2 separate regions of the Homo sapiens genome follow, and region 1 is linked to region 2. A link is a loop called in an ENCODE intact Hi-C map of the cell type or tissue named here. Cell type or tissue: heart left ventricle. All regions are shown on one strand. Each heading gives the region's core, and the rest is flanking DNA. Links, peaks and the distances in the headings are about the cores only. Region 1 has its middle 280 kb from the start of LINC02151. Region 2 has its middle 64 kb from the start of LINC02703.

Region 1 (15,279 bases), core at 2,642-10,641, 240 kb before region 2:
CTGAGACTTAAGAGACGGAGCCAGAAAGGATTATTAGCTTATATCCTCATTTCGTGGTTTTACAGATGAGAAAACTAAGAGCCAGAGAGGAGAAATGGCTTGGCCAAGGTCAGTGGCCTGGAGGTCTGTCTCCTGACTCCCCAAGCAGAGTCTGTTTCTCCTGCTCTTATTCTTCCAGCTTTCCATACTATAGTCCTGTTTAGATCCAGGCAAGAGCTGCACCTAAAGGCCTAAAAGAGGCAACCCCCAGGCCAGAGTCCATGGAATGAGTCCAGTGGGCTCTGTTTGTGTTGTTCCTATTGCCTCTGCTGCCATCGCTGGGGTCTGACTGCTCTCTGCTGCCCAAGTGCCATCCAGGGTTGCCTCTCCTTCCAGTTGCCATTGTCTGAGGGTCCCACTGGAAGCAACCGAGACTTCAGTCTCTCAGCAACCATCTGGAATAACAAGAAAAAATAAATAAAAATAAAAACCCAAGTCAGAGCTCTGCCTGTTAGCCCAGAGTCCTTAGCTGAGGGTGGAGGGGGTGAGCACAGGTGGGCTGAAACTCTCACAGCCCAGTGATTAGCCTGGAGAATTCACCGCTAACTGCATAGGAGCTCAAGGGGAGTCCAATGTGGAGCAGGGTTGGGAAAACGACTCTCCTCGGGAGCTGAGGCTCTGCCGCTTGCTTTGCTGATTGCTTTTGGTGTGAAAAATGTGGCCCGAGTCAAGGAAAAGAGACTCAAGATGAAAATCCCTTCAATTCTTAAATATATAGGTATATTCTAATGTAGACGGCATTCTAATATGGTAAACATTCCAATGTAGACTATAGGATCAGGTAGTCCCAGAGCTGAAAGGGCCTTCAAGAATGCTTTCCCCGCCTCCAGGCATCAGTGGGTGTTGCTGGCAGGCAGGGTGCTACGAAAGGGCTGTGCTGCCAGGGTGTCAGTGGCACCTTGCCAGATAAATTCACCTTTTTTTGAGGCTCAGTTTCTTAATCAGTTGAAGTAGGGGGTTTCAGACTATAGGGACCCTTCCAGGTCTGACATTCTAGATCCTAAACAAAAGGGAACAACATTTCAAAGATGGAATTACGCGCTCGCGCACACACACACACACACACACACACACACACACACACACACACAAATTGACAAATAGGAAAAGCTTTCAAAAATCTCATTCAAATTGCTGGATTTGTCTATTAGTGAGATTTGTTTCTTTGCATATGCTAATTGGTCTTGGCATTAATTAATCTGATTTCATTATATTCTCTTTAATTTGTCAAGATATCATTTTGTTATTGGGTGATGGAACACTTTGGAGGATTGTTAGAATTGGAATATATTTCCCCCTCTTTTAAAGCTCCTGGAGAAAAGTCGTTATCAATTAAGTTAATTTGCATACACATTAGGTTAATCGTTTTAGTTTAGCCAAATTTGTGGAAATTTACATAGCAAATTGACCCTCCACATTTCACTTAAACATATGTAGCACACCGAGTAGTATATTTTGAGTTGCTAATGAAACTGAGGTTATTTTACACGCTTCTTTTAGTAAAAGAGGTCTAATTAGACCAAGTAATTTTTTATTTCATCCGTAATTGCAAAACAAATAAGCTTCTTGGCATTTTTTTTTTCTAGCGGCAGCATCACACGGACAGGGACGTTAATAGGGAAGGCATGTTTTCCTAATTAAGCCCGGTTTGATTCCTGCTCACTGTTCCGGTGTCAGCCCTCTCCAGCTTTCTCCTAGGTACTCTTCTGCCTGAGTTGCTAAGCCTCCTGGTATACCTATTAATAGAAGACTCCCCCACATGGAGCCAACTGAATTAAAAAATGTAACTAGGAAGGCAGGGTGGGAATTTTGACAGATTTGTTTTTAAATTTTTTTTTTATGCCAGAGAAGAGAAAGTTGAATTCAAAAGGGGGTCTTGCTTCTCTCCATCAGGGGAAGAAAAGAGAGAAAAATAGCTTTTGTTCTCCCCCAGAAAAGAAGTTGGCATAACACATTGGTGGTGTTTCAAAAGTGACTCCAGGGGCTATCTTATTCAGTGCTGGAAAATTGGCTGTTGTCTCCTCTTCCAGGACTGTGGAGCAGTGGAAAGCTTGTAGTAATGTGGGATAGATGAAAAAAAAAAAAAGGGGATCTGGGATCTGAGCCTTTGCGGAGGGGAGGCGGAGGGGAACTTCTCTTGGCCTCTGTCCTACAGGAAGTGGGAATTGTGGGTGAGGGGAGCCGCAGGGAGGGATGTTGGTATAGCTGCATGGAAGTTGTGCTCCTCCTGTTTCTCTGGATTACATAAAAGACACACAAGAGCTTGACCCACTGCCTATGCTGGATTTGTTTTTTTCTCTTCTGGCAAACATAATTTTGCTGAGTTGTAGGGGAGGGGCCTGGAACGGGCAACAGGTAAGGTTGGGCAGATAGAATCAGAAGTGGGTGCTGCACCCTCAGAATAGAGTCAGGAGACTTGGGCTCCAGTCCTAGCTCAAGATAGCAAAAAGCGGCCACAATATCACTTCTCTTCATGTCCCTACTCTTTACAATGTGAGTTTACAGCTCTTTTCATCAACAGGTAAAGTCTATTTCCAGCCTCTGAATCTGGGCTGTCCTGTGACTTGCTTTGGCCAATAGCATGCATAAGAAGTGACGATATGCCAGCTCCAAGCCTGGAAAGTCTTGCTTGAGACTTTCCGAGTTCACTCTCTGAGAACCCTGCTACTACCCAGACCAGCCTGCTGGATGAGTTGGTGCCAGACGTGTGGCCCAGTTGCCCCCATTGCCCAGTTGATGCTAGCCGATGCCCAGAAGCAGAGCCACCTAGCTGACCTTCAGGGAGCCACAGATTAAATGATAGATCCCAGCTGAACCCAGCTTAAATTTCGAACCCACAAACTGCAAGCTAAGTAAATGTTTGTTACTTTATGGCACTAAGTTCTGAGGGTGGTTTGTTAAGCAGCAATAGCTAACTGATACAACCATTAATCAGTCCTTGGGAAAATTTCTCTTCATCCTTGGGCTTCAGCCTTCTAATCTCTAAAACCAAGTGGGAGTAGAGAATCCTAATCTAAGTTTCCTCCCAAATACCATCTTCCTATAGCTAAAAGAGCCTGAGATTTGACCAGAAGGGACTCCAGATGGGGCACACTAGGCTGTTATTGGGCACTAGCACACTAAGGGAAATGAGTTTATCAGCTCCTCTCTAGATGAGAAAGGGGTATAATACATGCAAGGAGGAAAGAGAGCATTGTCTGTCTTGAGACAAAGAACAGGAAAAGGAGATAGTGTTGGGGCCTTGAAATGTCATCGGGTGAAGAGGTAGTGTGAGTGTGTGTGCATATGAGACATCTGAAGATGAAGTTACTGAAACTCCAGAGGACGGTGGAAGGAGCGTGCTTTGAATAACCATGAGTCCGATAACACTGCATGAGTCTATGCAGCAGATTCTGAGCCTGACACATCAAGGTAGGGTACACAGCCTGCGGGCTGCAGGCCCAGCCATAGGCCCCAGAGGCCGATGGCCACGCGACGGTGTGGGTTGGTGCAGAAAGTGCCCAGCCAGCCTTTGGAATGGGGTTTCTCAACTTGTTTCACCATCATACATAGATATACCAGGCACATACAGGACACTTTGCTGGCATGACTGGGTTATGAGTGATCCCTGCAGCGGTCTCTTAACACTTTTATTTACCATTGAAGAATATATTTAGACCATCAACTGGAAAATAAGTAAACAAAATGTAGTCTATCCATACAATGGGATATTATTTGGTCTTAAAAAGGAATGAAGTACTGATACATGCTACAACATGGAGAATCTTGAAAACATCATGCTAAGTGAAAGAAGCCAGGTCACAAAAGACCACATGCTATATGATTCCATTCATAGAAAAGTCCAGAGCAGGGAAATCTATATAGAGAGGAAGTGGAGTAGTTGTTGCTTAGGTCTGCGGTAGGATAGGGGATGATAGCTAAAGGATGTGGGGATGCTTTTTGGAATAAATATGTTCTAAAATTTTCTGTGGTAATGGTTGCATAACTCTGGGAATACATTAAAAAATCATTGAATCGTACGCCTTAAATGGGTGAATTGTGTAGCATTTGAATTATATCTCAATAAAGCTGTTAAAAAAGAGTACACTTAGGAATACAATGATTAAGAATGAGAGGTACAGTGCTTAGCTTGCATAATCAGGGGTTAGTATTTGTGAAATGAACGAACGGCCAAAGAATAAATGAAAAAATGTTTTTCCATGGTTACATTTGAATTTACGCTGATTTAATCAAACAAGTTATTTGTAAACTTTAATTTTTTATTATTTGGGATGCATTACTTCTGAAATACCTGTCAGTTCATAGAGACCTGTGGGTTAAGACATACTGTTCTGGAAACATGCCTATTATATAACATTCCTGTTGTGGGGCTCACCTACTGGATTGGACCCCTGGATATCATGCAGGCTCTAGACAGGTCTGAACTTTCCCTGTGCTCTTGGGTTTCTGAGAAGCCAACTGACCCCATGAGTTTTCCTCATCCTGGCCGCACCTCCACTCCCGCCCCTCCTCCTTTCCCACTGGCCCTGGCTGCTCAGGTTCCAGCATTCCTTGTGTTCAGGCAGGAGTCTGGCAGCTTCTTGCAGTTTCCCTGATGCTAAGCCAGAGAGGGCAGACCCTCAACTGAACTCAGCCACCATGATCAAGTCCTTGAGCTGGCAAGGCTGAGGCACTAAATCTTGATATCAGAACCCTGGGCATATGCAGGTGTGGAGAGACGTGTGCAGGGTCTTGGACCAGGGAGGAGTCCTGGATGGCTGAGTGCAGGGATACCTGGCCACTCAGGTCTTTGAGGCAAGCGGGAGATAAAGTTAGCTTGATTTATTTATTTTTTTTTAGCATCCTCTCACTTTTTCTTTCAGCATCATTCACCCACCGTCTCATCCTGTTCCCCTTTCTTCCCCAGTACCCTAGGCTGTCCTGGTTCTATGGCATTTTTGTAGCCACACCATTGGCTTAGATATAATTATTGTGTGTGTTTTCCATGTCCGACTACATTGCTGGAGGGAAAGGCCACACTTATTCGTCTTTGTATCTACTCAGTGCCGAACAGACTGACTGCCTTGCACACAGGATTAATATGTGTTAAAAGTGAGTCATTTTTGAGCAAAGGGGGCTGGCCAGCATTATGGAGATCACACTCCACTGGTGCCCCCCTTCTTTGTATGAATAGAGAACTGGCCTTAGGTGACAGAAACCTTGTGTGAAGTTCAAATTCTAGATCCAGGCAGGAAATGGACACATGTGAACTGGAACTGGTCCTATAACACAGCAGGGGGTGGGGACCATGTGAGCAGCTGGAGAAATTGTGCTCTGCCTAAAACATCCAGAAACACATCAGAAAAAAAAAAAAAGAAAAAAAAAAAGAAAAAGAGAAAAAAAGAAAAACAACTCCCGGCCAAAAATCTGTGTTTGAAGTCTCCTTTGCATGAATCTTGTGACAAGGTCAAACTTGAACTCTCAAACTTCAGGGAAAAGGTGACATTTTTGGAAGTTTTCCAGCAGCGGCGAGGTCAGGAGGCGTAGCATGAACTTGGACCCAGAAGATAAAAATATTAGCTTTGACTCTGTCATTATTAGCTGTGTCATATCCAGGCAAGGCATTTCAGATCTTTGTACTTCACTTTTCACTTATATGAAATGGATGTACAAATGACAAAATAAGGTAGGTGAGTGCATGTTGTAAAATGTAAACATTGCTATACAAAGGCAAAGTTCTAGGGTTCTCAGTAGAAACTCACACAGCTTCTCCTAGGGACCGCAGGGGCCTCAATCTTGTCATCAGTCAAGGGCCAGTCAGTGTTGGGTGTGCCACTTCCCATCCCCGTGCCCCCCCACCCGCCACTTGTCCTCTCGCTGATCCAGGAGCAAAGTAGAAAATGGCATTTCTGAATGAGGCTGACAGTTCACCAGGCACGAAAACCCACCCAGTTGTGACTCAGAGTTTTGGAGGCACAGATAGAATTAAGGAAATGTTAATGTATTCGCATCGCTTTGCCTCCTGCCTACACAGGCATAAGCAGTAAAGAGGGAGGATGGGGTGGGAGAGGGGACAGGGAGATGGGGAGTTGTGTTGATGAGCTCTGGGGGTGGGGGATGGGTGGAGACTGTAGGGTCCCAAGGCTGCCTGGCTACTACAGCTGGGCCTGAGATCCCCAGGGGACAGGGAGGGATCTGCTGGCATCTGGTCTCTGCCAAGACAGTCTGCCGCCCGGAATGCAGTATCAGCTTGGGCACAAGGCTAGAGCAAGTGGGGCCCTAGGGTGCATGTGTGTGCCCACACAGGGGATGGAGGGGTGGCAGGAATACAAGCTGGATAACCCAGAGCTGTCTGCGTTAGCCTTGGTGATGTGCCTTGTCAATGGCAAACAGCCATTTAGAATCAGTGTCTTTTCCAAATGAAGCCCCTGAATGTTGTATGCTTAATACGATCTATCTGTCTATCTGTGCACTTATGCAGGGAGCTGGCTCCCCAGGGCACAGCAGCCAGTATGCTACCTCAGCACAGAATAATCCCCCGGGAGGCTGCCTCCTTTTCTCCCCCTCCTGCGGGGGGGCCCCAGAACCAAACCCCGAGGGGTTGGGATGAGTGGTTGCTAGTTTGATGGGTGTACGTGGAGGTATCTTGTATTACTGTTTCTGTTACTCACTTTTCATTGCTGAATGCAAGTATCTGTTACAGCGTTTGCCAGCACTGACTCGATGCCATCGTGGGCACCAGAAAGGCAAAGACACACGGTACTGCCCCGCAGGCTCACAGGCTACCTGTAATCAAGGCCTGTGACCCCTCGCAAGAGTCCTAGCACCTGGCTGTGGGAGGTGCCCAATAAATGTTATTGACAGAAAAAGATGCTCTTTGTAACATCCAGCCAAGACTCAGGGATAATCTCTGTTCACTTCAATTATGGGACCACTAGGGGGAGCCCCGGGGACCACTGGGAATGTAAGGTGCTGAATCTTCTGGGTTCTAAAAATGAAGGGTGCTCTGGAATCGGTGCAGGGGTGGCTTCCCCATAAGGAGGGTTGGGGGTGGGGGTGGGGTGTCAGGAAATGCCATAGTGTGTTTGCCTGGGGAGATTCCAGCTTAGTCTTCCTTCTGTCTGATGCCCTCAGCATCATCCAACTAAATGTCCACAGGAGGGCCCAGTGTAGGGTCAGTGACCCCAAGAATGGAAAGACCTTGTGAGGAGCTCTGGGCAAGGAGGCCCAGCCAGGGGCATGGAGCGGGCACTGGCTTTGAGAATCCCAGGTGGGGCTCCTCCCTGCTTAGCCAGGCTGGGAAACCCTTCACCATTACTTGCCAGGAAAAGCAATGGTCTCTCTTGCCCTCTCCTCCCCTTCTCGGGTCTTAAATGTTTTAAACGCCAGTCTTCATGGTTTGATGGAGAATTTTACACCAATGCAGAGTATTACCTAGTTAATTTGGCTAGAATAGACTGTGATTTTACACGGTGAGGCTGTTGCCTCCTGAGCTAACAGTTCCATATCCATGGGCTTGGCAGCCTGCTCTCCTGGAATCTAAGGAGCTGAGGGCCATCTGCAAATGGGCTTCCTGAGAGCTTCATGGGAGGTTGGAAGACAAGAGGGGGACCCAGTCAGATTCTGGGCTTGCTCATTCATTCCTTCAGTCATTCATTTATTTATTTCCTTCTTTATTCAATAGTTGACTTATTCAGTATTTCTTAATTAAGTTTGTTTATTTTATTTATTCATCCAACAAATTTTTGTTGTGGGCTTGAGAGGTGCCAGATCTGGTGCAAGGTCCTGGGAATACAGAGATGCATCAGCCCCTGTCCCTGCCCTTTAGGCACTCACATGCCAAAGAAAGAGGTTGCAAACAGCAAAGGAGGCCAGATATTAAGACTGGCTGCTTGGGGGGCTATGGCACACTCTGGAGCGGTGGAACTTGACTGCCCTTGAAGGACCTACACTAGGCAAATGTATTAGGATGTTGACTTGGCGATGGGATTGAAAGCTGGGTACAATAAGTGGTAAGAACCACATTCTAAAGAGGGACATCAACCATATGGACTTCTTCAGGGGTTATTAAGAGGCAGATCTGGTTGTGTCACCACCTCCTCACCACTTCCTAGTACCCAACATCCCAGGCTATGGAAGAAGAGAGAGGAGCAAACCATTCTTTTAGAATGGTCTTTTAGAGACTGTTGAGACATTCTCACTCCCTCCCAGAGCCAGGTGAGGGGGAGGGGGCTCTACAGGAATTATTGATGGAGATTGGGGGTACCTATAAGAAGAGAGATTTACATCTCACTCCCCGGAAAATGAGACATTGCAGTGCTTTGACTGGATTTGAGGATGGCGAGCAGGCTCTTGGGAACGCTTGCTCTGTGTCTTCTGCTTGCTTTTTTCCTGGAGATTTCTGAAGTGGGAGTAGGGGTGATAGGAAGTAAGAAGCAGAGTGGCTTGTTGAAACAGCTTGGACCAAGGCCACAAAGAACTGTAGAATAGTGAGCCTGGGAAGAAGATAGGGCAGTCTCCCTTGAATCTTAATCCTCCTCTGCTCTCAAAGGGCCCCAAAGAAGACCCAGAAGGTCATGGATCAGAAAGAGCAAGGAACAGAGGAGGAGGAGTTTCTGTGGGGCTGTCTAGGTGGCCATTAAACGAAGGGAGAGCCTTCATTTAGGGGTTGGGGGATAGACTTAGGCAGGGGGCCAAGGTAGCCATGCTGTCGCTTCCCGACATCAGTGCCAAGAGGGGCAGGTGACATAGAACACCTATGTAAGAAAATGTGTATCTTGTGCACAGAAATCATCACATGGGCAGAGCCACCAGCAGGAGATGAAAGCAGGCTGAGCCAATTAGAGATTTCCCTGTGGGATCAGGCCACCAGTTATTACAATCATTCCAGCTATTTCTCCTGATTTCCCTTCCTGTTCTCAGCACTAATGGCTCCAGACCCAGGAAAGTGACTAGGAGTATAAGGTGTCTGTCTATGAGTTTGTTAATGAGAGATTCCAAAGAGCACGATGGAAGGTGTAGCTAGAAAAACAAATGTCGGTGATATGGTTTGGCTGTGTCCCCACCCAAATCCCATCTTGAATTGCAGGTCCCATAATCCCCACGTATTGTGAGAGGGACCCAGTGGGAGGTAATTGAATCATGGGGTTGGTTACCTTCATGCCGTTCACGTGATAGTGAGTGAATTCTCACAAGATCTGATGGCTTTATAAGGGGCATTTCACCCTTTAGCTCGGCACTTCTCCTTGCTTCTGCCATGTGAAAAAGGACATGTTTGCTTCCCCTTCTGCCATGCTTGTAAGTTTGCTGAGGCCTCCCCAGCCATGCTGAACTGTGAGTCAATTAAACCTCTTTCCTTTGTAAATTACTCAGTCTCAGCTATGTCTTTATGAGCAGTGTGAGAACAATCAGATTTATGCCCTACTGAGTACAAACTGTATAAGACCTGAATAGACAAAGAAAAAGGGGAAACACATTTCAGGCAGAGGTGAGCACATGAACAGAATGACAGAGGGGCAACAGTGCATCACAGAGAAGTCTGAGTAGTCTGGTGAGACTTGGTGGGCAAGTGCATGGGGCAGGAGAGGATGAAATGGTTGCTGTCACATGCTCCCCAAAAGAACTTGGAAATGACTTCTAATATAACATCCTTATCTGAGCAAACGGAGAACTTCACCTGGCCTCTGCACTTTGAAAGGCCCATTTAGACCCTCTCCCCTAACAGGTTTATTAAAGAACACATGGGTTCCTCTGTTATTGGATTCCCGTGTTCACCCCTGGCTTGGAATGATCCCTAACCCTAAACATCCACACCCAAGACTAACCCTGCTTAGGCCCCAGAGAAGTGCTTCTACATGTCTTTTGCCCTATGTCCTTGAAACAAAAGGCAGCTGAGTCAGAATGCCATGAAAGTTTGTGGATTGTGCTGTTGCCCACAAAGGAGAGACAATGCTTTGGAGTGGGTGGGGGGGGAACCAGGGATTGAAGCAGTGGGAATGCTTAGATATAAGACCAATTAATTACCTGTCAAATCCTTCCTCTCAGATAGCATGGGTGCAATAGAGTCTTTCATAATGAAGTATCCACAGTGCTGAGCATCTATTTTCTTGTTTTCTTTGTGTTTAAATTCGTGGTTCTGGAGGTATTCACTAATTAGCATGGTATTTGCAATAGTTGCTTGTAAAAACTGAGAATCATTTTGCAACATTAAACAACTTATATTTTTCTTAAATGTCTAGATATAACATGTATAAAGTGTGAAACAGACTGACACAGATTCTCTACATTATGAATTTAGATATTGCTATAAGAAACAGTGATGAAAATAAACTATTTTATAGTATTTTCTGAAATGATAATTTATCGTATGTGACCACAGTATACTGTTTGGAAACAAGTAAAATTCAATGGTCATTTCTGAATATATAGAAGTGTGGCTTTAAATTGTCTTTTCAAATTTCTACTGCCTCAGCAGAGAAGTTTTTCCCAATTGAAGTTAATGAAAAAACGATTTAAGAACTACAACAATTCAAGAAATGTTGTCTAAGTTGGCGTTGATCTCAATAGAATACAAATTATGTAAACATCTTAATTATAACAACATAATTAGGGATTCTGTTTAAATAAAGGCAAGAAAAATAATTTCAGAGTAAATATATAATGGTTTCTGAATTATTTTATCTTTGTTTTATTACTCATCCAAACATTGTCAGCACCCAAACATGTGCAATAATTAAATTCATCTATCTTTGATATTTGCCAACTTTCAGTCATAATAAAAGAAATCCATGACTTTATACTTATGTTTTGACAAATGCATGAAAGTGTATTTGTCAAGGTAGGGGGATGTCTTAGTATGTCCTGGCTGTGATAACAAAATATCATAAACTAGGTAACCTATGAACAACAGAAGTTTATTTCTTATGGTTCTGGAGGCTGGGAACTCCAAGATCAAGGTGCTGGCAAATTCAGTGTCTGGGGAGGGTCTGCTTTCTGGCTCCCAAATGGTGGCTTCTCATTGTGTCCTTACATGGTGGAAGGGGAAAGAGATTTCTTGGGCCACATTTATAAGGGCACTCATCTCATTTATAATGGCTCCACTCTTAGGACCTAAACATTTCCCAAAAGGTCCCGCCTCCTAACACCATCACCTTAGGGGCTGGGATTTCAACATATGAATTTTAGGGGAACACAAGCACTCAATTTATAGCAGAAGGTAAACATATTTATCAAAGTTTATTATCTTGATTCATACCTTTTAAATATTTAGACCTATGGTTTGTGGGCCTCTGTTTGCATCCTTGTCCTGGGCCCCACCGATGCTAGGAAAAGACCTGTGCATCCTCTGGGACAATCTTGGTTGACTTCTCCCAGTTTCAGCCTTTGAACTTATATTGTGGCCCTTGAAGGCACAGGAAGGGGTTTGGCAAAGGTCTAACTCCTCAATAGGTCAAGCATTGGGACTTAGAGATTTTCTTGTTCTTCTTCCTCATTTTATAGGTGAAGGAATTGGGTTAACAGAGAGGCTAAGTGTCTTGCCAGGGTCACCCAGCTACCAAAGCACTCAGAGGCTCTGGAATAGGGCTGGAGTAGGGACTGAGGTAGTGGGAAAGGGGGAAAATGGAGAGGAGCTGGCATAGAGGCACCTGCACCTCAGCAGCTCTGAAATGCTTCAGTTAGCAGAGCTCAGCAGTGCCGATGCAGGAGAAGAGTACCATGCGGGCCCTTTGTGTGCCCACTACCTTTGTGTGATCTGGGAGATGTTCCCAGCCCTTTCACTACCTTACTCTCTCTAAGCCTCGGTTTTCCCCATTGTGGAATGAGCAGCAAGGACAGGATGATCTCCAAGATGCCTCTTAGCTTCCACGTCCTATGTCTGCGTAATTCCCCAGAGGCTGCAGGTTTGTGGAACTCTGAGGACTGAATTTGGCCTCAATCCATGTTTCTCCTTCATTTCTAAAACCACACGCACTTGCTGGAACACTAACTCCATCTGGTCTTGATTCGCTTCTTCCTGATTTCACTCTCTGCTGGAAAGTGCTGCATCCTGCCTGAGGCACCTTAGGGAGCTGCTCTCACAAACTCCCTGGTTTTTCTCCCCTGAGGCTTAGCAAGTCAAGCATTGCCAAGAGCTCCCTTCCTTCTGCCCCAGCAGAGAGGAGCAACCACCGTCTGGGTGAGCAGGCTTTTGCCTTCTTCCCTGGGGGCGGCTGGCAAGCTGGAATCACCAGCTTACCTCCCACAGGCACCTGGAGGCTGTCTGTGCCCTTCTTGGCAGGCTGCCCTCTCTCCAGGAAGTCCAGCTTTTCAAAACTTTGATCCCTTGTTACAGTTGCATCTCCAGTATGCCCACCCTTGTCCCAAGCTCTTACCCAATACTGTCCTCTTACCCTTCTCTACTCATTCTCTCATTTAGGCAGGAGGCAGTATAGTGATTAAGAACCTGAACTTGAATTCAGCTCTCCTGTTTATGGTCTGTGCAGTTGTCTCTGGGGTGATTTTCCTATCTGTCAATTGGGCATAATAATTCTTACCTAAGGGGCTGTTGTGAAGTACAGTCCTTGGAAGGGCCAGTCACGGTGGCTCATGCCTGTAATCCCAGCACTTTGGGAGGCCGAGGTGGGAGGATCACTTGAGGCCAGGAGTCCTAGGTCAGCCTGGGCAGCATAGCAAGACCCCATCTGTTGAGGTTTTTTTTTTTTGAAGTACAGTACTTGGTACACAATAATAAATAATGTGTCTTAGTCTTTGATCTAATGAACATTTGTGAAACATATTGTGTTAGAGTCTTCATTAACGTCCCTAGGTTTCCTCCAGATTTTATTAATAGCCCTTCACTTTCTTCTTAATACCTAAATAAAATAATCTGAGCTTCCATCCCACACACCTCTGGGGAGTCCCTCTCCCCCATAGTTTTGAGGGTTCTCTGGGTGGCCTTGTGTTCTGCTGATGCCTTGTGGTTCTGAATTCCTGCCCCTGCCTCAGTTCTGGAGCCCTCTCCTCAGGTCTTGTTTTCTGCTTGATTTGCTGCCTGCCCAGATTTGCCCAGTATGTGATCAAAAACCTTCTGACTTCCCAAGGCACCATTAGTGTAAGTTGTGTATGAGTGACAATTTTTATAGGGCTTTTGAGAACAGAAGGGTATTAAATGTCTGAGAAGAGAAAGAAATTAAAATTGAGTATTTGAAATGGTTTGGCTGTGTCCCCACCCAAACTCATATTGAATTCCCATGTGTTGTGGGAGGGACTTGGTGGGACATAATTGAATCATTGGGGCAGGTCTTTCCCGTGCTGTTCTCCTGATAGTGAGTAAGTCTCATGAGATCTGATGGTTTTATAAAGAGGAGTGCCCCTGCACAAGCTTTCTCTCTTTGCCTGCTGCCATCCATGTAAGATGTGACTTGCTCCTCCTTGCCTTCTGCCATGATTGTGAGGCTTCCCCAGCCATGTGGAACTGTAAGTCCATTAAACCTCTTTCTTTTGTAAATCGCCCAGTCTTGAATATGTCTTTATCAGCCCATGAGAAGAGACTAATACAGTATTATATACCATTGTTTATAAAGGCATGGAGTTTGCTGGGTAAAAAGAAGGGAATTTGGGCAAGGTGAGGAATTCCAAGCAGAGGGAATGTGTTGTGCAAGGATCCTCTGTAGCCCACAGGGACAGCTGGCTAACAGTTCATCAAATCCATGGCCTCCTCTTCCTCCCGGGTTCTCAGCTGTCCCTATGGAGTTAGCTGTGGCAACTGGCTGAGGTCTAGTCATTTGCATGTGAGTGGAAGGGATGTGTGCCCCTCCTAGGCCTGGCCCATGAAAACCTTTGGGCACACTCTTTCTTGCAAAAGATTAAGACTGGGATGGTGACCTTTGGCTGACTAGGATGGTGGTCCCCAGGGAGCCCTTGTGGGATGTATGCTGGAGACAGCAGAGCTGTTGTTAGCCTAACTCTGGAAGAAATGAAGAGGACAGCTGCTCTTATCAATCAGGAGCATTCATTGTGTTCTGTTCCATGAGTGAGGGATAAAGTTCTTAAATTTGAGCCATAATACATTTTGGGGTCTTTTTGTTTTTGCAGTTAGCATTACCCTAACATATACATCCAAACCTTTTTCTCCTTTAAACTCATCACTCTTGCAATTCCTTGTGTAGTATCAACCTTTCTTGGTAGGCTGTAAGCTACACAAGGGCAGGGATCATGGCTTTCTGTCGTCCATCTCCCAAGCCTGGTGCACTGTTAAGTGCTCCATGATTTCTCTGGTTGAATGAAACCGAATAGACGCTTCTGGGAACACTGCACAGCGCCGTCTGGTGAGCGTGGAGAGCAGTGTTGCCTTGTTTCAAAGCTTTGTTGTTCTTTGCAGAGTGCTTCTGTTCTAAACTTGCCTGATTCTGACTTCTGAATGTAACATATGCCCTTAGTCCAGGCTGCTTACATGCCTGGAGCCTAAAGCTTTGCCTTGGCCACTGATTTCCTATGATGTTGGGCAGTGCATGAGCTTGCTGCCTCCTGTTCTTTCCTGAGCTCCCCGGTTCCAGGCAACTGTCTTATAACAGTAACACTGTGAGATGCTGGCGTTTGAACCCTGGCTTCACCACGTATTAGTCATGCAACCCTCAGGAATTTAGGTAACCTCTCTTGTGCCTCAGTTTCCTCATTTGAATAATCGGGATACTAATAGTATCTATATCATAGGATTATTGTGAGGACAGAATGAGGTAATACATGTAAAACACCTCGCATGTTGCTTGGCATATAGCAAGTGCTCAATAAGTGCTGTTATTGTTAGGATTATTCTTGCATTTTTCAGTTTATAAAGCAGTTTCATGAATTTCAATGAATAGCCCTCCTATGACCCTTGGAGAAATACATTATAAGTAAAATGACCATTCAACGCTCAGATGCAAATATTGTTATTGATAAGTTTGAGGCATCATGCTAATCTTTCACATGCTAAAACAGGAGGAGAAACTGAGGCCCAGAGAGGTTATGAGAGCTGCTAGTGAGTGGTCGAGTGGGACGCAAACCCAGGTCCTGGGTACGAAATCCCAGGGACTTGTTAGAGTAGGGTAACTTCCATGCCTGCTTGGAATTCTCCTGCTCAAGATGTCAGTGCCAAAGGCATTGTGGAGAAGGATCTTTAGGCCCTAGGCAGAGACTGCTCAATGCATGTGTGCATGCCACACACACACACACACACACACAATCACACTTACACACGCACTTCGGCACCTCTGACCTCTCTGAGTTTGGTGGACAGGTAGT
Region 2 (15,279 bases), core at 4,962-12,961:
CTTTGGGAGGCCAAGGCGGGTAGATCACGAGGTCGGGAGTTCAAGACTAGCCTGGCCAAGATGGTGAAACTCTGTCTCTACTAAAAATACAAAAATTATCTGGGCGTGGTGGTAGGTGCCTGTAATCCCAGCTACTTGAGAGGCTGAGCCAGAGAGTTGCTTGAACCCGTGAGGCGGAGGTTGCAGTGAGCCAAGATGGCGCCACTGCACTCCAGCCTGGGCGACAGAGCGAGACTCCATCTCAAAACAAACAAACAAACGAAACATGTGTTTCTGGTTTCTTTTGATAAATGGGGGGACTTGATAACAATTCTCACTTGACAATAACCAGCTGGGATGGAGTAGCTGCTCCCTTCTTCGGCCTGAGCGGGAACGCTCCGGTTACCTGACTGGCTTCATACTTTTGGGTTCCCCGGGTTGGTTCCCAAAAGCATTTGAGTTTGCTAACTGAGGCCTAAGTTGGAGATCAAAAGGTCCCAGCTCCCCAGCAGCTGGAAGGAGGAACTTTAGGACCGATACCTATCTAAGGTTGATGCCTACCTTGACAAGCATCCAATTCATTATTTTAAAAGTGTCATTGAAAAGCATACCCCACGCCGGCAGGTCTAGGCTGCATTCACCCACCATGCGACAGGTGAACTGAAGTCAGGGACAGGCTTCTCTGTAGGAACACAGAGGTAGAGGAAGCCTTCCTCAAGTCATCAGCTACCCAACACCCACCACTCCGAGCCTCAGATTTTCTTCAGAGCCTCTTCCTTCTTCTTCTCCTTCTTTTTAATGTCCACATTTTTTTTTTCACTTTGTTGCATTTGAATGCAGATGATACAGAATGAAATTCCTTTGGCGGCTGTATGTGCGGGAGTGCGCAAAAGTATTTATGAATCCTAAATGAAGCTGGCTGCAGAGCCAAGGAGCTCCAGCAGAGCGCCGGCGTGCGTGCCCGCCGGAGTCTGATCTCTTACATGGGAAGCTGCGTTTGATATCTCATTTGTTGGCTATGTTCCTCGCAAATCCGCGCGCTGTTTAACCCACTTTGCCACAGCAGAAAGAGATGCAGAAGAGGCTCGCTGGGCATGGGGAAGGCGGTCCCACAGCAGTGCCCTGGAATGGTCAGAAAACAAAGCCAGCCATGGGGCGTGTGGGAGGTGCTGCCACCCTCTGGCTGGGTGTAGCACCGCATCCTGCTGGACCAAGGAAGTTCCCCCATCCCTTGGAGCGGGGGTCTCCCTGTCTCTATACCTCTCTGAGGTCCCAGAATTGCAGATGAATCTGGACCGCGTTGGCTTTTATTGGGGCTGTTAGAAAAATCTGTGCTTTCCTTCTTTCTGGTTTCATAAGAAACTTCTCTTAGGCAAACCAAGACCCCCCTCCAAACTTGGCCTAGGAGAGACACAGCATGTAGCTGCGGCTGAATCCGCCTCTTTCTGCTAGATATTCAGCCCACGCATGACAAAGACTTTGGCAAAATGCTAGCAATCAGAAACCTGCTCTTCATAGACATAAAAGAGTCGGGACATAGGTCTCCCCAATAATGATAGTCTACATGCATTAGCATATATTTTCTTGAGAAGTGAACTACCAGAGTTAAGTCCCTAAAAGCAATTCATTCTATTTACAGCTTTTCTGAAGCCCTCGAGAGGGAATCATCTTGGAGCACTGCAGATACCACACTGAAAATAGTGAAAAACATTCAATTTAGAAACAATTTTATCTTGATTTATCTTTTTTTTTTTTCTTTGTGAGTCAGCCCACTGCTTCTGCTCCTTCTCTTACCTAAAGGTGGTTCCCTGCATACCTCCTCCCCAGGTCATGAGGACAGGGATGGTGGTGTATTCCCACAGTGTGGCCAGGGTGGCCAAGAACGATACCCGATCTTGCCTCCTGGTGGGAACGCCTCATTCTCAGAACTGCAGAAGGATGAAGAGGGAGCCGGAAAACAGAAGCTGCACCAGGTGCAGCAGCAGCACTGTTGCTTGCTACAATACACAGATTATTCTCCAGGAGGTAACTACAGCTCTTTAAAACACTGACAATGTGAATGTCATGTCCTATTACCCCATCCTCTGGGCTAATAATAAGATTTTGTAACCATGTCAACAGCAAGAGAAAGAGAGCAGCAAAGTATCCCTTTGATTACATAAAATGCCCAGGTACCTAGTACAGCCTTGTAAATCACTCAGCTCACAGGTATGTGCTGCCTAAAAAAGGCATGAGGTGAGGTCAGGCCTTGCATCTCCAGCAAAGCCAAGGGTGCACCTGCAATCAAGGCTAGGTAAGTAGTAAGCACCTACTGTGTGCCCACAACCATGTTCGGAATCAGAAGCAAACAGAGAAGGGCCAGGTGCAGTGGCTCATGCCTGTAATTCCAGCACTTTGGGAGGCTGAGGCGGGTGGATCACTTGAGACTAGGAGTTCAAGACAAGCCTAGGCAACCTGGCGAAACCCCATCTCTACAAAAAATACAAAAATCAGCCGGGCATTGTGGTGCATTCCTATAGTCCCCGCTACTTGGGAGGCTGAGGCAGGAAGATTGCTTGAACCGCAGAGACAGAGGTTGCAATGAGCTGAGATCGTACCATTTGTACCACTCCAGACTGGGTGACTCCATAAAAAAAAAAAAAAAAAGAAAAGAAAGAAAAAAAAAGAAAAGCAAGCAAGCAAGCAAGAAAACCAGATAAATAAGTAATAAAAATTCAGTTTCTGCTTCTGAGAGAAGTTAACAATTAGGTTAGAGATAAGCCCAAGTGTGGGTTGTAAATACACTGGATTTAGACTCAAAAGACAGAAATCGAGATTCTCCTTCTTCCCTTAGCTGTGTGCTCTTGATGAGACAGTTTATCTCCCTGAGCTTCGGGCTCCTCAGCTGCAAAATGTGGGTGATAATACCTAGTCCTACAAGCCTCACAAACTTCTCATGAGGATGAAATAAAAAATGTAGTTTCTAAATCAATAGTGCAATCCCTTTTAAAACAGAAAAAAATTGTGTGTGAAACTCTAAAATGAAACACAGATCAAGAGCTGAGCTGCTGTAGTTAGAGGGGGCAGGGACATAAGCATGAGGCTTATGTCCTGAGGGTGAGCCACCTCCTGGCCCTGGGGGCACCCAGGAGTACCCTATAGCTCTGAGCAGCATAACGTGAGGACCAGAGAGGAAATGCTTTGAAATAATGTATTATTATAATTATCAAGAATAATACAAACTGGCCATTCATGGAGGTAATTGTAGAAATGGAGAGAAGGGAGAGATCAATGTGAGCTTCAGTGCTTAAATAGTAGTAGGACCCATGCTGCTCCTTAAAGAATAGCAAGCATCTGGGTAGACAGAGAGGAGTAGGGAGAGGATTCCAGTCGGGGCATGGATGTGAGCAATGGCATGGACACAAGATGAGAACTCATGTGTGCTCTTCAGGCACAAAGAAAGAGCCAACCTTGTGAGAGCAGAGCCTGTGTGTACTGTGGTAGTGAGGTGTGGATGTGCTTAAGGCTGACATCTTTAGGGTCAACGTGATTCACATTGGGACCCCACAGGCAGGTACTATGGGAAGACTGAACCAGGTAGGAGCAGGCTGGTGGGTGTCTGATTTTATTGTAGCTAGGCTAATTCATTGGCTTGAACTCCACCTGTTTATTGGAGTCAAGTTTCCTTCATCAAGGGCCATTTACTCTACTAATGATGATCCTTTGCTTTGGATTCTGTGATTCCTAATTGCCGTCTCACAGCTCTCCATGTGTTCTGCTCCCCTCTGTCACTAACTGATGTAGATGGAGGTGTTCACCCCCAGCCTCTATGGAAGCATCCCCCTGAGAGTCCGTTTACTCAAAATTTCAAGCCTTCCTATACCCCCCATGGGGCACACCCACTGAGGTGCCTCTTTAGGTCCTTGTGTCCCTGGGAAGGGCTGTCCAGCCCAGCCTTCTCTGCTGAATCCCCTCAGTCCCCAAGGATGACTGATCTTCTCTGCTTGTCTCAGAACACCTTGTTGTCTTGTCCTCTTTGAAATGCCTGACGGCAGCAAATGCTTGGGTCTAAAAGCAAAATAATGAAATCAAATGAAAGCTCCCCAATTTCTCAACCGCTTGTCCTTTGTCCGGTGTGGTGCACGGCATGCATTATTCAGAGAGAAGCAGCTGTATTACCTGAAGCAGAAATTCTATTTTTCAGGCGCCAGTCTGGAGGGATGGCTGGAGTGGAGTTGATGGCCCTGCCCAGGAGCCTGGGAGTGCTTGGGGGCGGAGGAGAGTCCAGCTTTTGCATTGCATTTGAGGAGGTCATCAAAGTAGCTGCCTAGTCAAGAGAAAGGTCACTTTAGTAAGTGAGCCCAGTTTGAGAGAAGGGAAGCCCAGACAGGCCAGGCATCTATGAAGGGAGCCAGCAGGAAAGATTACAGGAGAAAGCATGCAGACTGTCTGGATGAAGGGGCTCCTAGTTGTTCAGAAGACTTCCAGATATATGACCTGTGCTGCAAATCATCCCCCACAAATACATCAAATACATGAAGATAATATTAATAGGACATAGAATATCTTCTAAATAAGAATGCTATGAAAATCCATGTGGGTGTGTATGGAGTGAGAAGGACAGGGTCAGATTCACGGTCGTGGATTGTACTGTTGTTCTAGAATATTCACTTTTTCCCCTTGAGAGCATTGTGCATCCATGCGGCTTCCCTGTGGCTTGCGGTGGCCTTTAGAAAATGGAGTATATAGCCGGGTGCAGAGCCTCATGGCTGTAACCTCAGCACTTTGGGAAGCCAAGGTGGGTGGATTATGAGGTCAGGAGATCGAGACCATCCTGGCCAACATGATGAAACCCCATCTCTACTAAAATACAAAAATTAGCCAGGCATGGTGGTGGGTGCCTGTAATCCCAGCTACTCAGGAGGCTGAGGCAGGGGAATCGCTTGAACCTGGGAGGCGGATGTTGCAGTGAGCCGAGATCACGCCACTGCACTCCAGCCTGGCGACAGAGCAAGACTCCATCTGAAACAAACAAACAAGAAAATGGATTATATTCTATGCCCCCACCTCCTGCCCCTGTGTGCCAGCTCCCCACACCCCCATCAAGCTTGGCCATGTGACTCACTTGGATTCATGGAATATGAGTCAGTTCAGAAGATACAAGGAGTACAGCGTGTTCGGTCAGTTCTCTTGCTCAGTTCTATTGTCAGATCGGCAGGTCCCAAATTAGGGGCTGCCCTTTCAGCCTAAGTCCCTGAATGAGAAGACTCATGAAGCACATCTGCAGCTGCCAACACGCTCTGTGAACAAGAAATAAATGCTTGTAAGATATAAGCCGCTAAGATTTTAGGGGTTGTTTGTTACCATAGCAAAACTGGCTAATATAGTTAATGTCAATCAATGATGAGGAAATTAATCACATCTGCCTTCAGTTAAGCTTTTTTAAACTTGATTTGTTTATTTAATTGATTGTTGTCATCTTCACTTGGGGTGAATAGCATTGATAAATAAGAGGGTCTGTTTGCTTTAATGAATCCATGGGAGAGTGTTGTTGATTTTTATAGACTCCATATATTAGAATTTGACAAGTCCTATGGCTGGGCCTCTAGCTGGGTTTCCCTTCATTAGTGGTTGACGAGGTCTAAACGTAGCATAGACTTGGCCATTTTCTGCCCTCAACCTGTGGAGAACACATTCCCACAAGCCCTTCCCTGGAATCCTACCTACTTTGTGTGGACAGCCTTCTTCAGCTCCAATTCAGTGACTATTTAATTAAGCCCTCAGTATGCCCTGGGTCTTGGGAGTGTATCTCCATTATCTTATTTGGTCCTCCCAACTATAATAATAGGTGTTATTGTTGCCGTAGTTCATTTAGGTTGCTATAACACAATGCCATTGATTGGGTAGCTTATAAACAACAAAATATATTTATCAAAGTTCTGAAGTCTGGAAGTCTAACATCAGGGCAGATTTGGGGTGTGGGGAAGGCTCGTTTCCTGCTTCATAGATGGCGCCTTCTTGTTGTGAACTCACGTGGCAGAAGGGGCTATCCAACTTATTGGGGATTCTTTTGCAAGGGCACTAATGGCAATCATAAGGGCTCTACTCTCATAACTTCATCACCCCCCAAGGGCCCCATCTCCTAATACCATCCCCTTGGGAGCTCACATTTCAACATGTGAATTTTGGAGGGACATGAATATTCAGGCCATAGCAATTGTTACATAGCTTTTGAAGAAATCAAGGGTCCCAAGGGTCACCCAAGGGCACAAAGCTGGTAAAGGGAGATCAAGACTTTGACCTAGGTTTCTTTATTCTTAGCCTAGCGCTGTCATCACCACACCAAGCTACATGGATTGAAGGTGTTCTGTGTCAGCTTAGCATCTAGGATCAAATTTGCCAAAGGCTCGGGGACATGGGTTCATGGGCTTGTGGTAGGAAGGTGGAGTGGAAGACAAGACCCTTTGTACTTTATACATTTATATTACAATATATATTTTATTGCCCAGCATAAATTCATTTAAATTCTATTCCTAGGACAGGCAGTCCAACAAGCTATGAGACTGAACTCTAGGTAGGTCCTACCTTTTTGGGTGGGACTTCTGTGTCCTCTTGGAAGAAAAGCATTAGTGAAATTAAAAATAGATACCTCTGGAAGACAGCCAGTCTCCAGGGGGACTGTAATCTTTGAAGAACATTCCCACTCTCAATTCTCTGAGAGTGGCAAGGGTGTTGTATTAACAACAACAACAACAACAATAACAGAACAATAGCTTCAGTGTCAACAGATATTTTACAACATGCTTTCATATAAATTGCCCGTCTGCTGCTTGAGAAGGCCACCAAGAGCCGCTGTTGTGTCACCAGGCTGTTGACTGCCATCTGTCTGGGGCTCAAGGATTCCAGGAGCAATGATATTGGACCCCCCCTACTGCTGGGGTACAGATAGGCAGAGGCAAAGAGGCAGGCAATAAAGAGGTGAGCTTGTCCTTGCATTCTTGTTTGGAAGGATTGAAAGATCCTCTCCATGAGCCTAAAAGAAGAGTGTTGGGTGGAAGACTCTATCAGTACAAATATCACTAAGGCCTGGGTATTAGAGGCTTGCTCTCGACATACTGGTGACGATGTGCTGGTTCTATTGCATGAAGTCAGAGACACCTTATGCTGACCCCAGGACTCCTCCAGCCCCTCTCAGATAGAAATCAGTGGGCGGGGGGGGGGGGGGCAGGCCTAGCAGGACTTCATGGAGTCATCTCATGTCTCTCTTGCCTCCAAAAAAATAAAACGTCTCCTCGATAGGCTGGGAAGCCCAGCAGCAACTGAAGAGGCCTTTCCCTGTCCCTTGTACCATCAATTGACTGAACTATAGATTTGCCCTGGCTTCTTATAGGGACTTAGGGAGAAAAAGCAGTAGTTCTCGGTTTACCTGTATATGACTCTCATACAATTTCAGCTCTTGGGAAGGTTTTGTGGGATCCATTATTTTCTCCCCAGCCAGCTGAATTACAAACCCATCTCCTTTAGGACAAAGGGGTCCCAGCAAGAGAGTGTGGATGACCCAGCACACGCTCAAGTTCATCACTAACACACAGCCAACACACAGCCATGGGATGCAAGTAACATCTATCTGAGAAGGGTCAGCATGTTCCCTGGAGTCTGGCCTCAGGTCCTGCAAAGGGAAGGGTTTGGGAATGGACTTTGGAACAGCCAGATCTCCCCACTCAGTGCAAATGAGAGAAAAAGGGGTGGAACATCTTGCTCTTCCTGGGAACTTTCTGAATTGAAGCACACAGCCTGGAATGTTCCCCTAGAGCGGTGCTGAGGTCCTAAAGAAATGCATGGGTCCTACTGACTGTGTGCTAGCCCCTCTCCTTGGTTTTTCTGGACTGGGGGCCCACCCTGTCCCCTTGTGCTAGGTTCTGAGTACATCTCCTTCTAAGCTTTGTTACCCTGACATCTGCATTCTGGCTCACCACTGCAGACTAACATGGCCAACAGAAATGAGGCACACTCTTGAAGAGTTATGATTCTTTCTTTGTGTAAGCTGCTTTGAGATCAAGCAGAGAATCACACATAGACCTGGTTTGTGAGTGTCTCACACTCTGAAAGCCTCAGGCTCTGAATCCTAATCCCTTTCCTTTCCACCCTCTTGTTTCCCTGGAATCCTGGGGAGTAAACAGGTAGCTGCCTGTTATACTGTCCCCTCGGGCCTGCTCCCCCTGGGGAACCCCAGCTCTGCCATACCCCAAGCCTCAAGCTCTCTTCTGAGGGTTTCTTATGCATGGGTCTCTGTGCCAAACCCACGCCAGGCCTAACCTATCCTCTCACGATAGCTACGGAACCAGGAGGAGGCCTCAGACCCCAGGGTAGCCAATTTCCAGCCTGCCAGTGGTCTGTGTGGTGGTCAGGCTTTTAAACCTTCCCAGTGAGTGGTGGCCAGTCCCAGATGGTGACTAGCCACATCTGTTGTACTCTCCCTCAGAAGTCTGAATGTAAGAGGTACAGAGATTTGGCTGCTGAGCTCCTTGGTGATGGTAGAAGCCAGAGAAGCAAACGCTGAGAGTTGCCAGGCTCTTCTGTGGAGGGATTCTAGGTCAGGGGCAAGGCCTGCTGCTGGGGGCATGATCTGCTGACCTTGTCTCAAAAGCTGGTTGGCCCCTGAGCGGCTCCCAGGCCTGTCTTTTCATCAGGCTGCATTCCTGTGTTCTTGCAACAATCTCAGCAGCCTGAGTATATTTATTTTTTCTTGAACCTAAAACTCACACAGAAAGCATCGTTGAGAAACCTGGATTTAGAAGGAAGAGCAAAAACAACTCATCAGAGCTTTCTTGGGCTCTCGCCAGTCTACTACTTTTTTGTGCCCCCTATGACATAATCTGGAGCCTGTCTGAGCAACCCATCTGGGTCAGGTTGAGGGGTGCCTCTGGCCCTGCCTTGAAAGCAATGATCTGTGGGAGGTTTGGAGGACAGCAGGGGAAGAGGCCTTGCCCCTGCTGTTGTGTAGCAGCTCCAGGAGAGGTCAGAGAAGGCCAGTAGGGTGGGAAGGGCTCCAATCCAAGAAGATGTCCCTTTCCCCTTCTCCAGCCACTCCAAGCAGAGGAAGGGGAGAGGTGGGAGAGCAAAGTGAGGATGGTGAGAGTTGTGGTGTGGGCTGGGGGCGAGTGTGGTGGATGGGAGAAGGGAATAGGATTGCAACGTCCCCAGGTCTCTGGCTCTTGGCTTGGGCCCAGTCAGACAGTGGGGAGATGCATTGAGTGGGTGCTCAATGTCTGGGCTGTTCTTCTTGCCTCTAATTTTGGCTTCTAGTCTGATGTCCTCACTTCACCCTCTCTGCAGCCAGAGCTGAGTCTCCCACTCCCCTGGGAAGAAAGGAGCTTTGTCTGCCCAGAAGTCTAGCATGCACAGCAAATGGAGAGGCAGGAGTTCTGCAGCCCACCTCTTTCAGGAAGCTTTCTCTGCTTAATTGTAACAGCACGCTCTTTATTCTAAGTTGTACCACCAGGGAATGTGAGTTGGACTGCCCGACCAGGAGGACAGGAGCCCTGTCAGACTTGCTTAGTGACTATCCTGAATGCTTAACACAATGTTTAGTCCAGGGAAGGGACTCACTAAATACTCAAGGAAGGAAGAAAGGAAGAAATAGTTTCTTTTTTAAAGCCAAAGCGTTTTTATTTTAAATAAAATAATACACAACTTCCAGTACGTACAGGTAGATAGCAATGAACTGTGATGAAGGGATGGGAGAGGGTCCATGACTCTGCATCTGGGCTCCCTTTGTTTCCCTGCAACTGTCTCTAAGGAATCTCTGCATCCTTTGAAATTCAGAGCCAACCCCACCCATTTTCCAAATAAAGAAACTGAGGTACCCAAAGGAAAAGTGGCCTGTCTAAGCCAGAACAGGCACCCAGGCTATTGTATATGTGCTCTGTGGAGACAATGAGTTCACACATGGTAGGTGCAGGAAGCGTTGGATGAATGAAGCATTGGAGGGAGGCGGCAGGAGAGGGGGAGTTGTTGATTCCCAGGCTGTGTGGGCCTGGAAAGAGTCATGAGCAACACCCGTGAGGAAGGATGCTGCACCAGAATCAAATGTATTGTATTTAAATATTCCCCAAGTCATTTTGTGTATTTAAGTCTTAATTCATCTCCTCTAAATCTCTCCAGCTACATTAATGTGATGACTTTGACAGAAAGATGAATAACATTATTAAAGAAGCTTGTGAGCAAATTTCACTCATAAAAATCTCTCATCCACTCACGTGCTCTGCAATGCCCACTCCATGTTTGTTTCTGTTGACTTCCCAAGTGTCTGCTGAGCTGGGCCTCAGGTTGCCGGAGGAAGTACGTGGGAGGGTCAGAGGAGGGAGGAGGATGCATTTCACACCCACTCTTAAATCTTTCCCTTTCGTTAAGAAAATAAATACATCATTTGAACCAAGAGTCTCCAGGAGTGCCAAGATTCAGGCTGAAGAGAAGGAGAAGGCAATGCAGAGCCTGCTTCAAGAAAAACCTCCAGTGGGTGCACAGAATGGGAAGCACAAACAGCAAGTGACTAGGGAGGGTGTCCTCCTCGGTGACCCACGACTCAGGACAGGAGGGACCCTAGCTACAAAGTCATCTTCTGGGGATTCCTCCCAACTGACGCTTTTCAAAATGCTGGCACAGGCCCAGCTGGAGACAGCTCTGGAAGCTGCCATCACATCCTGTTCCTCCTCCCAGAGCCCTGCTTGGCCTCGCTGGCTAGGGATTTATGCCCCTCTTTGCCAAGCCGCCCTGATGAATTGCTTCCAGGATGGCAGCGAAGTCAATGGTATTCATCTCACCGACGTCTTAACCTTCTCCTTTAAATCATTGCTCATGTTGGCAGCCGTTTGTTCGCTCCTGACAGCCTGGCCTGGGCCTGGCTGCTCCATTAATGAGACTCCCAGCCAGAGAAGAGCCTGCAGGGCTTGGCAGGGGCTAGAGGAGCCTCTGCAACCTTCTCCTCGAATGCCATCCCTTCTTTACCTGGCCAAGCTTCCATTTGGTCACCTGGAGTCGGGGAATCTAACCTTAGAGCCCCAAAGGATCCTCCTGTCAGGCACACCTCTCACCTATCACTTACCATATTATTTAAAAAGTATCTGTTGATATTACCAGGCTATTAGCGCTTCTAGGCCATGGACGTGCATGCTTCCTCTCAGTATTCCCAATGCCTAGTGGAGTGGCTGGCTCATAATAGGTACTCAGTGGCTATTTGGTAAACAAACTGTTTAAATTGTGGAGTGGATACAACTTCTTTGGAAAACTACTTGGCAGTCTCTGCTGAAGCTAACGATACCTATGCTGTATGACTCACTGGAGTTTATATCCAACAAAAAGTGCTTGTGTCTACCAAAGACATGTACAAGAATGTTCATGGCAACCTTATTCCTATAGGCCTAAACTAAAAATTGCCCAAATGTCTATCAACAGTAAAATAGGCAAATAAATTACAGGCATGTTTATTCAATGATTCGATTGCATTTGCGTTAATGCAGCAATGAAAAAGGACAAAGTACTATTCATACAATATGGATGAATTTAACATTTAAAATGTCAAACAAAAGATGGCAGATACAAAAGAGTATGTAGTGTATGATTACATTTATATGAAATTCCAAGACATGCAAAAGTTATCTATGATAATTAGAGGTCAGAATGGTTATCTTGGAGGTGGTGGTTATTGACTGGGAGGAGATATGAGGAAGCCCTCTAGGGTATTGGAAATGTTCTAAATTTTGATCTGGGTGGTAGTTATACAGGTGTATACATATGTACTAAATTCACTGGGCTATACACTTATTACCTGTTTACTTTACTGCATGTAAGTTAAACCTTATTAAAAATGGTTAAGAAAATCTGAAATGGTTCTCAATCATTTTGTAATCTGCGCCTCAATGTAATCTCACACTACTGCATATCTAAAACCAGACAAAACTGTTACATTGAGTTGTTTCTATGTTTTAGATTATGAAAACAATTGATATATTGCGTGTGCATTTTTTTACTCAAGAGAATGCCCTCTAGAAATTTTAAACATATCGCTCCCCACTTCCCAACACCCTGAGTACAAATCATCACATTCGAGAATATTTACTTCTTAGCACAAAAGAGACTCATTGCTTCCCAAGACCATGTCTCATTACAGTGAGATTGTAGGTACTAAGAAGAATTAGTAGCTCATAAAGATACGGGAGTTGGGAGGGGTAGGAAGCTGTCATAGTGGAGAAGCAAAGAGGGTTTGTGTCCAAGAACCTCAGCATCCTTAAGAGGTCTGAATTCAAGGTCTTTCCCAAGAAGAGCAAGGGGTATAGAACATCCCTTACCTTATCTCAGCTTAGTTCCCTGAAAACTAAGCCGTGTGCCTTGTGAATTCAGATGCTACTGGATATACATGGGGCTGACAGCTTGAACCACTGCAATCAGTTTGGGTGAAGACAGGAGCTATGAGGGAACAAAGGTATCAAAGCCAGGTCCAAAGACAAGGGCTGGCACTCAGGAATGGTAATAAATGGAGCAACAGAGCTGCCAACAGCTCCTTGGCCTTAAAGCTTCAGCCTGGGTGCAAAATTCAAAAATCTCAAGAAAGAGACCTGATTGGCCCAGATTGAGTCAGTTGACTGTCTCTAGACCTATCTAGGCTGAGACCAGAGAGGAAGACCCAGTATTTTAAATGACTGCTCCTGCATTTAACATGGGGACGGTGGATGCTAGGTGCTATTGAATGAGCAGTGTCCTTAAGGCAGGGCTGGTCAGAGACAATACAATAAATACCCTTTATAAGAAACCTAGAAAGCAAGTGGTTCTTTCTTCAATCTACAGTTGTAGGCAGAATCGGATAAACATTATTTTCTCCTAACACTGTGACCATAAGATACCTATACTTGGTTGATGTAACCTATATATTAACTTCTGTTACGGTGAGAGTTTGTTCATAGTTTGACCTTGTTTTGTTTCCTAGTTCTTCAGTCTGTCTGCCATTTGGCACCCTGGTACCTCAATCTTGTTATTTTGACAATTTCTTGCCTGGATCCAGCATTCATTTACTTCAGTCAACTCCTAGTTGTTGGGTCTACAGTCCAAACGGAAGGGTATGATGGTGGAAACTTGACTGCATATTGTTGAGTTGCTGATACCATCTTGGTAGGTGAGGAGTTTCTTCTTGGGTAACCCATTTAACCTCTTTGAGTCTTATTTATCTTCAGGTAAAAATCAAATAATATTAACATAAAATTCTATCTGCCTTCTTCATTACATCCCTTCGTTTGATCCTCACAACAAATCTATGAGATGGGCAGATATTTGTTAATACAACTCTTTTCTTACATTTGAAGAAAATGAGACTGGGAAAGGTCAAACAAGTTGCTCAGAGTTCTAGATACCGGTGTTAAGTGGTAGATCTCGGATTCAAATTCAGGTCTTCTGATTACAAATCCTCTATTTGCCTAAAGATGGAAGGTTGAGCCAACCAAGTGACTTGTCAGATTCCTTCCAGATTTAAAATCTACAATTCTGTAGAAAATAACAATATTAAGGTAATATTAGCTAACATTTATTCAGTGTTTGCTATGTTACAGGCACAATTCTAAGCATTCTATACATGTAGCTCATTTTATTCACATAATAACCTCATGCTGTACATACTATAATTATGACCGTTTTATGGATGAGAAAACCAAGTCATAAAGAACCAATTACCTTGCCCAAGTTCAAATAGTGAATAAGTGATAGATCTAGAATTCTAATGCAGACTTTCTGGCTTCAGAGCCTGGGTTCTTAACCCCTACTGCCTCCTAGGGTGACAAGAGAAACTTCCTTTAGAACTCTCAAAACAATAGGGACTGTCTGCTCTCTGTCCCTGGGATTACATAGCAGAGCCTCATTGAAGGTTTGACAAATCCTACCAAGGGGATCCAGGGCTCCATGGGAGGGTGATATAGCACTAAACACCTCTAATAATTAGGATGAGAGGTGGTGCAAGATGAAAGGAAAGGAGAAAATGCACTTAAACAGCATACACTGTGAAGAAGAAGGCAAGAAGTGAAGCATGGATTTGGGGGTTCCAATAGGGTTTGAATACTCACTATGTGTTTGGCGTGGATAAATGGCCTAACATTGTTGAACCTCAAGTTCCTCATCTGTAAAATGGGAATAACAATAATCCCTACCTCCTGGGTCTAAGGTGAGGATGCACATGAAGTACTTAGCACAGTGTGTAATATAATAAGTGCTCAATTAATACGTGGTAGCTAGAAATGTTAGATTGGATGAAAGATTAAAGCAAATGAAAACCCCTTGGCTGCGCAGCTTTGTTTCCAAGGAGCTTGCATTCCAAGAGGGGAAGTAAGCCAGAAGAAGAGCATTTGTTGGGCATTCCTATGTGCTCCTCAGAGCAAAGAAGTGCAGCTTGGAATGAGTACTGTTTCAGTCCAGCCAGGAGGGGTAGCGATGGGACCTGGAGGAAACCAAGACACCAGGTAGTGTGCTCTTAACCCAAGGAGAGAGTTTCCCTCTCCATACACCTGGAGAAGATAAAGCCACATCGCTTAAGGAAGGAGCCTCAGTTAACATCCTGGCCCAGCCCTTTATTAGTTGGTTACCTTGAGCAGGTGAGTTACATTCTCTGGTGTACAGCAAGAGGACAGGAAAACAGGTACCTAGGGCTCTAGTCCAGTGCCTGGCACATAGGAGGCACGGTGTCCCTCTTTAGGTGGCCGTTAGTATCATCAGCAGTGGAGACATTACAGTGATGCCATGAAACGTCTGCGCCATCCCTTTCCCTAAACCAGGAGGGACACTATACCTGCTGCCCTTCCCCATCCACCACAAAGAGCAACCCTGGTGAATCTTCCTTCCCCACTGCCTGGATTTGAAACCTTAAGAAATTCTCTTTCTGCTTTACCCTACAACCCACTAGGACACACCAAATATAGCAGAAATCGTACTGTAATTAGAGCCGGTTGAACTAAGCTTTGGGTAATTCACTCAAATATCTCTTGAGCCTCCGTTTCTTCATCTATAAAATGAGAAAGACAATTTTTGAAAGGGTAGTTGTGAGAACGAAACTAGATATCATTTGCACAGATTGATGGTCAAGGTTACTTGAATCTGCCATGAATCTGGAGGGTTGGGCTTTCTTTACCTCCTTATCTCAACCCTCTGTGCATCTTTCCTTCATGCCCTAAAGGGAACATAGCACTGCTGCATGCAGCATATTCTTGTTCTACACAATGGGCACACTCAGAGCTTGGCCTCTGCATGTACACATGCACATATGTACACACACACACACGAGTGCAT

The links. A loop is a pair of places that touch in the nucleus more often than their neighbours do. Peaks named below come from ENCODE experiments on the same cell type or tissue, not always from the same donor. Only the 100,000 strongest peaks of a DNase experiment are listed, where the experiment ranks them.
Region 1: it touches region 2 in a loop (4-fold over the local background); 18 of 110 quality-filtered maps call a loop at or near these places.

The regions. Positions count from the first base shown.
Region 1 is chr11:116,216,247-116,231,525 of GRCh38, reverse strand. No RefSeq gene overlaps it. Among named protein-coding and RNA genes, the nearest start is that of LINC02151, 280 kb to the left of the region's middle. RefSeq lists an enhancer at 14,160-14,454 and a silencer at 14,160-14,454. In heart left ventricle, for the core only: a CTCF peak has its summit at 6,943 (motif pointing right); a DNase peak (open chromatin) is centred at 6,196.
Region 2 is chr11:115,975,964-115,991,242 of GRCh38, reverse strand. No RefSeq gene overlaps it. Among named protein-coding and RNA genes, the nearest start is that of LINC02703, 64 kb to the right of the region's middle. RefSeq lists enhancers at 4,454-5,653, 10,249-10,748, 10,749-11,250. In heart left ventricle, for the core only: no CTCF peak of the experiment used is centred there; a DNase peak (open chromatin) is centred at 9,138; H3K27ac peaks cover 881 bases.